2 separate regions of the Homo sapiens genome follow, and region 1 is linked to region 2. Evidence: read pairs that join two places in POLR2A ChIA-PET (ENCODE). Cell type or tissue: OCI-LY7. All regions are shown on one strand. Each heading gives the region's core, and the rest is flanking DNA. Links, peaks and the distances in the headings are about the cores only. Region 1 overlaps STS (steroid sulfatase). Region 2 overlaps STS (steroid sulfatase).

Region 1 (5,385 bases), core at 192-5,191, 120 kb before region 2:
AATATATTTCTGTTGTTTATAAGCCACTTCGTCTATCGTACTTTGGCATAACAGCCAAACAGACCAATGCAAGAACCATTTTAATAAACAAGGAATTGTCATTGGCTAATTAAGTAGAATTGTGTAATCATGTTGTTTGAATTTGGATCTTGTTGGTTTATTGTTGCCATAACTGTCTGTCTGCAAGTAACAATAAGCTTGAAGCCTAAGCAAACTTAACATATGAAAATCTGTGTCAAGGGCATCTCTGCTTTATAAAAGACAGTCTTCAATTAGGACCCCTCCCCAGTGGGATTGAGCACAAAAACAGCTATTTGTGAGAAAGGATGCCCTCAGCTGCAAAAAAAAAAAAAAAAAAAAAAAGATGTTTTCAGTCTTTTTCAAAATTATGTTTAAAGACAACTATCATCATTAAGTTTTTTGCTCTATCTAGACTTTGCAATGTTTTCCATCTCAGAACAGAAACTACTGCCCTAAATATTCAATTAATATTAAATGGCCCTATAGGAATTTATGTCTAAGAGATAGCATTCATTATCTGTATTTTTTCCTATTGCTTTTTAGGCATTTATTTATTTTTATATATTTAGGGGGTACAAGTATAATTTTGTTACAGGGATATATTGTGTAGCAGTAGTCTGGACTTTTAGTGTACCCATCATCCAAATAGTGAACTTTGTACCCATTAAGTAATTTTTCAACCCTCACTCCTATCTCACTGCCCACCTTTTATACTCTCCAATGTCTATTATTCCAATTAGTATATCCATGTCTATCCATTATTTAGCACCCACTTATAAGTGACAATATGCAGTATTTGACTTTCTGAGTTATTTCAGTAATGATAATGACCTTTAGTTCCCTCCATTTTGTTGCAAAAGACATGAATTCATTCTTTTATATGACTGAGAAGTATTCCACGGAATATATATATACCACTTTTTTTTATCCAATCCTCTGTTGATGGACACTTAGGTTGATTCCATATCTTTGGTATTGTGACTAGTGCTGAGATTAATGTACAAGTGCAGGTATCTTTTTAATACAATGATGTCTTTCCCTTTGGGTTCATACCCGGTAGTGGGATTGCTGGATCAAATGGTAGTTCTATTTAATTCTTTGAGAAATCTCCATACCGTTTTCCATAGAGGTTATATTAATTTACATTCCCACCAACAGTGTGTAAGTGTTCCATTTTCTCTGCATTCTTGACAACATCTGTTGTTTTTAGACTTTTTAATATAGCCCTTCTGATGGTGGAAGATGGTACCTCATTGTGGTTTTGATTTGCATTTCTCCGATGATTAGTGGTCTTGCACATTTTTGTTTTCATATGTTTGTTGGGTGCTTATATGTCTTCTTTTGGAAAATGTCTGTTTGTGTCATTTGACTCCTTTTTAATGGGGTTATTTGTTTTTGTTTTTTTTTCTCATTGAGTTGTTTGAGTTCCTTGTGGATTCTAGATATTAGCACTTTGTCAGATGCATAGTTTGCAATTTTTTTTCCATTCTGTAGGTTGTCTATTTACTCTGTTGATTGTTTCTTTTGCTGTGCAGAAGCTTTTTAGTTTAAGTCCTGTTTACCTAATTTTGTTTTTGTTGCATTTGCTTTTGAGGACTTGGTCATGAAGTAAAGCCAAGAGTGAATTAGATATATTTTTTTAAGTTTATGGAAACCAGCAGAAGACATAGACTACATAGACATTCATTTTTTTTTCACTTTCCTCATCATGGAAATATTCTGAGACATGAAACATCACTGTGACCCAAGGAGAGGCATTGGCGAGAGTTAGTTGAAAGAGAAGGAGAAAGGAAAAGAGTGGAATATCATTCACTAAACACCTCCCATCTGCCTTGGAAGTTGGGTGCACTTCATCTCTTTTAAAAATGGAGATAATGGGACATGGAAGCTTGGAGTGATAAAGCCAATATTTGAAAAGGGGACGAGTTGACTTTATGATCTGATCTTTTCACTTAAAGCTCTCAGTTCTTCAATGAGAAAAGTAGGTGTCCTGGACATTATTTTATACTAGCCAAGTTCTGACTTGAGCAGGAATTAAAATGTAATGGTTTCAAAGCACTGGATAATTCATCAACCAGTAGCACTAAGCACAGGGGTAGGGTTAGTCCCTCCTCATACCAATTTTATGGCTGTCATTAGAGTTAAGCATTTAACCTCCCTGGACTTCAGTCCCTTCACTTGTGCAATGGACTGACTGTTTATTTCCCCCCCAAATTCATATATTTTAATTCTAACCCCCAAGATGATGGTATTTGGATGAGGGGCCTTTGGAATGTGATTAATCATGAGGGGTTTGTCCTGAAAAATGGGATTAGTACCCATATAAAAGAGACCCCAGAGAGCTCCCTCATTCCTTCCACCATATGAGAACATGGGGAGAAGGCACTGTCTATGAAACAGGAAGCAGGTCCTCACCAGCACAGAATCTGCAATACCTTAGTCTTGGACTTCCAGCCTGCAGAGCTGTGACAATAAATTTCTGTTGCTTATAAGCTACCCAATCTGTTGCATTCCACGATAGCAGCCCAAATAGACTAAGACAATCTGTAAAATAAGGGTATTCACCACCCATGAGGTCTCATAGAACCTTCTGGGTCTAATCGTCTGTGGTTCTCAAAGCCTTCCCCATTTGAAGGTTGATGTTTCCTACTTGGTGGAACATTTCTCTTGCTTCCAACTTTATTTTGCTCTTTCTGGCTTCCTTGGCTGAATTCTCTCTTCCCTGTAATTTTCTCTGCATGGCACTTGCAGTTTCACCAGTGGGCTATGGAAGATGTCTTTCAAAGCCTCTGGCTAAGGTGTAAGAACAGCTGGGGTCCTCATTGGGAAGCCGATTAAACTTTAAAACAGTAGGCTGAGGTCTAGAACTGTTCCAGGAGGTGAGATGACAGCAATTGTCCCTGTGTTCATACCCTCTGGTTAATGTGACTCCCAGCTATGAATCAACCTTTATATAAATGCATTTTGGCTCACTGGACTGAATGTAGCTCGGATTCAATAATAGAAAATGTGTGGGAGGAGACAGTGAGAACCCCGAAGCCAGAATGGTCTGATGTTGTTTCTTGTGCTGGAGGTCCCCAGGTTCAGCGATTCACCAGAAGGACTAACAGGCTCAGTGCATAGTGGGGCTCATGGCTAAGATGTATTTCAGCAAAAAAATTCAGAACACATTGAACAAAGGGAAACGGCACATGGGGTAAAGGCTGGCAGAATCCAGGCATAAGCTTCCAGGTATGTCTCTGAAAGGAGTCACACGGGACATACTTAACTCCTCCAGCAGTGAGCTGTCAACACATATGAAGTGTTGCCTACAAGGGAAGCTGGTTAGAGACTCAGTGCCCAGGTTTTTTATTGGGAGCTGTTCATATAGGTGCCCTTTGCCTAGTACTACCAAAATTGCAGACTCCCAGACAGGAAGCAGGTGTTCAGCATAAACTATGTTGTTTGTACAAGCATTTCAGGCAGAGTGAGCCATTCTTGTTAATTCTGGGAAGGGTGAGAACCCTCCCCAAATCTAATTCCCAATTGCCAACCAAGAGCACATGTTACAAGCAGGCCTTTCTAAGGAGAGCAATCTCAGGTCCTCTATGTTAACTTCTTTCTGCATATTTCTAAAGTGTTTTATATTTATTATCTTTTTAAGGAAACAAACTCTGTCACCATGAAGTCCTAGATGCATCCCGGAATGTAAAAGCTAGAGGAGAATGTTGGATGTAGCCCATGACTTCATTTTATAGATAAGAAAGCCAATTCTCTTCTTTTTCTCTTTTCTTATTTTTAGTATATTTTTATGAGATATAATTTTCCTACAGTAAAATGCACAGATCTTCAATGTTCCGTTTAAGTTTTGATAATTTTATACAAACATATAATCACTGTCCCAAACAAAATATATAGAGCATGTCCATTATCATCTCAGAACGTTCCTGTTGCCCCTCTCTAATCAATACCCCAGCCAGAGACAAACACTTTTCAGAGTTCTATCACCACAGACAATTTTTGCCTTTTCTTGGACTGCATATGAATGGATTCAAGCCATATAGATTATTTGGGGTCTCACCTCTTTCACTCAACATAATGTGTGTGAGATTCTTATGTGTTGTTGCATGTATCAGTGGTTCATTTATTTTCATGGCTGAGTAGTCTTAGGTTAGATTGATGTTCCAGAGTTTGTTTATGCATTCTCCTGTTGATAGTTATTTGGATTGTCTCCAGTTTTTGGTTATTGTGACTAAGGCTTTGGGTGGATAGATAGTTTTATTTCTCTTGTTTAAACATCGAGTAGTGTAATTGCTTGACAGTAAGATACATGTATATTCAATTGTATAGGAAATGGCCAAACTTTTCTCTAAAACGTTTGCATGAGTTTACACTTCAACAAGTGATATATAAGAGTTCTAGGGGCCAGGAACGGTGGCTCATGCCTGCAATCCCAGCACTTTGAGAGGCTGAGGTGGAAGGATTGCTTGAGCCCAGGAGTTTGAGACCAGCCTGGGCAACATGGTAAGACCTCATCTCTACAAAAATAAAAAAATTAGCCAGGGTGGTGGCTAATTTGCCTCTAGTCCTAACTACTTGGGAGGCTGAGGTTGGGAGGATTGCTTCAACCCAGGAGGTCAATGCTGCAGTGAGCTTTGTTCGTGCTACTGCACTCCAGCCTGGGTGACAGAGCATGACCCTGTCTCAAGAAAAAAACTTAGAGTTCCACTTGTTCTGCATCTTCACTAGCATTTGATATTTTCCGTTTTTCGTTGTTTTGTTTTGTTTTTATTTTAGCCACCGTAGGGGTTGTAAAATGCTATCTCATGGTGGTAATTTTCACTTCTCTGATTACTAATCAGGCTGAATACCTATTTATTTGCTTATTAGCCTTTTGTATATCTTCTTGTATAAAGTGCATATTCAATTGTTTTACCCATTTCATTGTTTCATTCCTTTTTTATTATTGATTTGTTCTTTACATATTCTGGATATAAATCCTTTAAAAAATAATTGTCTTACAAATAAGTTTCCCTGGTCTATGTTGCTTATCTATATTCCTTTTTCCTTAATTTTTAAAAAATTGAATGTTACTTTGAATTATTTTATCTCATGTATCCTCTCAATAGTCCCACTCTCTTCACTTGATGATAAATTAGAAGCATCTAAAAAAACCAATCATTCCCCAAAAAGTAAATTAAAACCTTTCTATAGCCATTGTTCAGTTCTAGTTACTCTATTAGCCTTGTTCAAATCGTTGTTTTTTTTTTTTTTTATAAAAGCAAGCTTTATTTTGCTATCTGATGAGACAATATGCTAGTTTGAGAGTTTGGAATAAAAAACATGGATATTTGTATTATTAAGGAAAGTTTCCAAGCACATAGT
Region 2 (5,385 bases), core at 278-5,277:
CATCAACTTTTTCTCACTTCAATTCTATTTGCCTTTTTGTCAAATGACAATAAACTTTCTTCTCTCATGAGTTGAGTCACATTGTTTAGTGGTGATTTTATATAAAAATATGTTTCACCAGATGGGTGATGATTTCCTAAGCATTTTGTTCTAGCACAGTGACATAACAGTGCTATATCATATGTCATTGATATCTTTGACCATCACTTGTGACAATTCGTTTTCTTAATTTGGGGGAGGATTTTTAAAATCTCAGTAGAATTATTGTCCTCACCACTACTTAGACTACTTAAACAAGTAAAAAAAAAAAAAAAAAAAAAACTGTCCACTTTAATTTCCCTGCATTCTTTATACCAAATTTAATCATTCCTTTTCCAGGTCATTGGATCTCAGTTATAAATGAGTCTAAGTTCCCAGTTTGGTCAAAATACTTATCGTTTTCAGTGGTGAGGGAGAAACAGTCTTTTATCAGAGCAGTTGATGATAATTTTTAAAATACAGTAGTGAATAAACATTTTTTAAAAATTTAACATTTTTCTAGTATATGAGGATACTCAGGATGAAGTATGTTATCAAGATAATTTTGGAATACAGGACTAAATATACCTATGAAAAATATAAGATGATGCTGGGCATGGTGGCTCACACCTGTAATCCCAGTGCTTTGGGAGGCCAAGGCAGGAGGATTGCTTGAGCCCAGGAGTTCGAGACCAGCCTGGGCAACATGGAGACACCCCATTTCTACAAAAAAATTTAAAATATAGCTGGGCCTGGTGGCATACACCTGTGGTCCCAGCTACTTAGGAGGCTGAGGCAGGAGGATTGCTTGAGCCCAGGAGTTCAAGACTATAGTGAGCTATGATCATACCACTGCACTCCAGCCTGAGTGATAATGCAAGACCCTGTCTCTAGAAAATACAAATCGAAAATATAAATTAAACAAAAGAAGATGACTCTGCCAGGTGCCTTCTGTTTTATCTAGTGACTGAGCTGTGCTATTTATCTTTGAAATGACACCTTTGGAGATGTCAGTTGCTGGGTTCCTGGTGAATAATAGAACAAGCTTCCAAAGTCGGGGTTGTTACCTTGTGAGCCACTGTACAATAAAAAGTGCAGTTCTAGTTCTCTCTTTTCAGTAAATCTAAAGTGGTCCAGAGAAACAGCACAGAGACTAAGCAATCTACCTTTTTATGAAAAGTTTTTAAAAATCCAAATGAAAGGATAAAAAGGCAAGCAACCCCAGAGCATGCTAAATAATTCTTTAGAATAATTAATTCTTAGTTCTACACTTGTCTGAACTACCCAGCAACACCACTGCCATTCCCAGGCCGGGGTGCCTGCATCTCTTGACTGGGCCTGATGTCAATCTGATCTTCCAGCTCACACCTGAGGAGGATTGTGCTCTAGTAGTAATGACAGGATCATTTGAGTGGCTTTCAAAAGCAAGTGGAAAATACAGGCTCTTTACATGAATTTATTCCAGGAGCCTGTATTCTCCTGGGGTTTTAAACACAAAGAGGCTTGACTCGAATGTCAAGTTCAAAACGCCCTCTAGATTTGCATCATTGGGAGCATGAGCAAGAGAGGCTTCCTGGCTCGCTTCTCTGTGTACCCACTTTCTCTCTCGGCTGACCCTGATGAAGGATTCTAAGTGGCTGCAAATGGCAGGCTCTGTCAGCCTGTCTCCAAAAAGGCTTCTGAAGGAAATTTCTCATACCCTGGAAGAAAGTGTGGGATGAGACGAGTGGATGGGAAGCATCTTAAGGTTACTTGCTGCCTTTTTAAACCCTGCTGGAGATGGTAACCAAGTCCTGGAATTCTTCCTGCAGCCTGGCGTGTCTGTGTGTCAGCTTGACCTTATCTTTCTGAAGCAGGTGCACTGAGCCCATGTAAAGTGCACAGATGTCATGTCCTGCTCTCGCAGAATCAGCTATGCCACAGACTGCAGTCGTCTCATTATGAATCTTCTTTAATATATTAATCTAAACGTATTCACCTCGCTTTCCCTGTCTTTCTCAGCTTTAAAAAAAACCCACATACACAAAGAGGCTGACTTTTACCATCACTAACCTTGTCCAAGGTTAGGGGCGATTTGGGGACAACACATGCCCTAGTGACTGTTGGTTTAAACCGATTGCATTAATCAGTTTTGCATTTTGATCAGTTGATCATGAAATGCCTATAATTACAAAAGTCACACATGCCATTATATGCACAAATGATCGGGATGACTTACACAGGGGTGGAGGGCTTCCTAGGAGGAATGCCTCTTTGGTTTTATGTAAAAGCTGTAAGGGCATTCACGTTCTGCACCTGATTCTAGTCGGTTCATGCATTTTAATTCTCTGTTTTTATCTGCTACATTTTGCCTACCCATGAAACATGTTTAGGCCTCTCTTAGAAGGTGTTTGAGAGCAGTCAGCTCCTCAGAAAATGATAACATTGTCCGATAAGTAGGAAATGAATCAATTATTTCATAATTATTCATTTGTTTGTGAATTAGTTTTTCCTAGCAATTTCAATATTTTGGAGTTTATTGAAATACAGAACTTACATTTTAAAAACTAACCATCCTATTCTGGTGTTGATGAATTCCCCTAATTTGGAATTCCTAGCAGCTTTTAAAGGTATACGTTGCATGCCATTATATTCTAATTTAAAGATTTTTAGAAAATGTATAGAGTTGAGCAGTCTACTTTCAGAACATCTCCTTCATCGCCAAAAGATCATTTCCATTCCCCATTTGTAATCCCTCCTCACCATCACTTCTAGCCTCATTTAATTCTTTTTTATTTTTGTTTATTTTTGTGGGTTTGTTTTTTGTTTTGTTTTGTTTTTTTGAGACGGGGTCTTGCTCTGCCACCCAGGCTGGAGTGCAGTGGCATGATCATAGCTCACTGCGGTTTCAACTGCCTAGGTTCACACAATCCTCCTGCCTTAGCCTCTGGAGTAGCTGGGACTACAGACACGTGCCACCACACCCAGCTTTTTTTTTTTTTTTTTTTTAATTTCTTATAGAGATGGGCTTTAACTGTGTTGCCCAGGCTGGTCTCAAACCCCTACCTAGGCTCAAGGCTCAAGTGATTCTTCCACCTCGGCCTCCCAAAGTGCTGATATTACAAGCATGAGCCGCTGCACTCGGCCCTCATTTAATTCCTTTTTTTTTTTTTTTTTTTTTTTTTTTTTTTTTTTTTGAGACAGAGTCTCATTCTGTCGCCCAGGCTGGAGTGCAGTGGCACAATCTCAGCTCACTGCAACCACCACCTCCCAGGTTCAAGTGATTCTTTTGCCTCAGCTTCCTGAGTAGCTGGGATTACAGGGACCTGCCACAACACCTGGCTAATTTTTGTATTTTTTAGCAGAGACGGGGTTTCGCCATGTTGGCCAGGCTGGTCTCGAACTCCTGACCTCAAGTGGTCTATCTGTCTCGGCCTCCCAAAGTTCATTTAATTCTTGATTCGACATTTTTTGGACTTTCTGGAAACTGAGAAAATAAACTGTTAACTATGGTCCTACCAAGTTTGACGCTGTTCCTGCTGGCTGTGTGTGTGGGCGTCTATGTGTGGCTTCATAATCTTTCCTGTACATATTAACATTGTGTCTGCAGCCTTATGATATCTTCACCTTCTTAAAGCACATGGCAGCATAATTTCCGCATCACTTTTTCATTTGTGGTACATACAAGGATGCTTCATACCTAATGCCGTTTCCATCCTTTTAAACCACAGGCACATCCATCTGGAAGGCCTTTTTCTTCACCCCCAACTTCAACCCCGTGGGTTCCAACGGATGCTTTGCCACACACGTGTGCTTCTGTTTCGGGAGTTATGTCACCCATCACGACCCACCTTTACTCTTTGATATTTCCAAAGATCCCAGAGAGAGAAACCCACTAACTCCAGCATCCGAGCCCCGGTTTTATGAAATCCTCAAAGTCATGCAGGAAGCTGCGGACAGACACACCCAGACCCTGCCAGAGGTGCCCGATCAGTTTTCATGGAACAACTTTCTTTGGAAGCCCTGGCTTCAGCTGTGCTGTCCTTCCACCGGCCTGTCTTGCCAGTGTGATAGAGAAAAACAGGATAAGAGACTGAGCCGCTAGCAGCGCCTGGGGACCAGACAGACGCATGTGGCAAAGCTCACCATCTTCACTACAAACACGCCTGAGAGTGGCACTGGGGAAACATAACTCCATCTACACCTTGGATTTGGACTGATTCTCCATTTTATCACCTGAAGGCTTGGGCCAGAGCTCAACAGCTACTCAACTGGAGGGGTGAGGGGGATAAGGTCTGTAGTATACAGACAGGAAGATGGTAGGTTTATGCCTTCTGTGGCCAGAGTCTTGGACTCATGGAAATAGAATGAATAGAGGGGCATTCACAAGGCACACCAGTGCAAGCAGATGACAAAAAGGTGCAGAAGGCAATCTTAAAACAGAAAGGTGCAGGAGGTACCTTAACTCACCCCTCAGCAAATACCTATGTCAACAGTATAAGTTACCATTTACTCTATAATCTGCAGTGATGCAATAACCAGCATAATAAAAAGGCAATCACATAAAAAAGAGTTTAGTCGTCTAAACATAAGTAACTTTAAGGTGAATGAAAGATCTTCTTTAGGAATAATAGATGATGGTAAGTTCCACTTTGGTTATTGGAAGGCAAGTCATTATTACTGGTATTAGTTAAAACACATATCAAATGCTTGCTCTTCATCATATATATAGTTATGCATACATACACACACACACATACAGTATATTCTTTCCTCAAAAGGGTTAAGATGTCTAAAATAGGGACCTAGAAGCTTAACACTATTTAAGTAAATACAGTAGAAGCTCACAAATAGATTTCTTTGCACAATGATTTTTTGCAAAATTTTACAGTAATAATAATCCCAAGGCAAATCTCTCCTGAACTGCTTTCCATTCCATAATTTGTAGTATAATTCTTGGATTCCACTGTTTTCTTTGGGGAATGGAAGTTCTGAATTAAAAGCCCACTGTGGAGATGCTGTGGTTCATGGAATCTCTTCCAGTGTAATTCAGAATCATTGGCCTAGAAAGTCTCTGATATTTGGAGGGGAACAAAAATCACTCACAAGCAATCCATGATCTATACACATAAGCATAATTTCCTTTAGTTCTAGTTAGTCATCAGAGAACAGTCATGTATGCAAGTTTTGTGACTGAGAAATTTCTGTGCTTCCAATCCACAATGAGATGCATGATTTTGTTTTCATCCCATTTCCCCCAAGCCCCTGTAAATCAGGGAAAATGCGCAACTGATCGCCTAGGAGAGGGCCTCGTAGTGGCACAGCTGGAGATAGTTTCAAAGTCTAAACCACCAGCCCATCCTGAGGAAAGCCTCCTATGGAATGTAA

The links. Peaks named below come from ENCODE experiments on the same cell type or tissue, not always from the same donor. Only the 100,000 strongest peaks of a DNase experiment are listed, where the experiment ranks them.
Region 1: POLR2A ChIA-PET joins it to region 2 with 6 read pairs; 2 of 35 experiments call an interaction of 5 or more read pairs at or near these places.

Annotation. Positions count from the first base shown.
Region 1 is chrX:7,222,189-7,227,573 of GRCh38, forward strand. All of the region lies in intron 2 of STS (steroid sulfatase), which reads left to right. Among named protein-coding and RNA genes, the nearest start is that of PUDP, 77 kb to the left of the region's middle. In OCI-LY7, for the core only: no CTCF peak of the experiment used is centred there; a DNase peak (open chromatin) is centred at 2,445; H3K4me3 peaks cover 4,901 bases; H3K27ac peaks cover 4,792 bases.
Region 2 is chrX:7,346,160-7,351,544 of GRCh38, forward strand. STS (steroid sulfatase) reads left to right here. Exons shown (of 11, transcript NM_001320752.2): 11 at 3,729-5,385. The coding sequence ends at 4,102. Among named protein-coding and RNA genes, the nearest start is that of PUDP, 200 kb to the left of the region's middle. In OCI-LY7, for the core only: no CTCF peak of the experiment used is centred there; no DNase peak of the experiment used is centred there.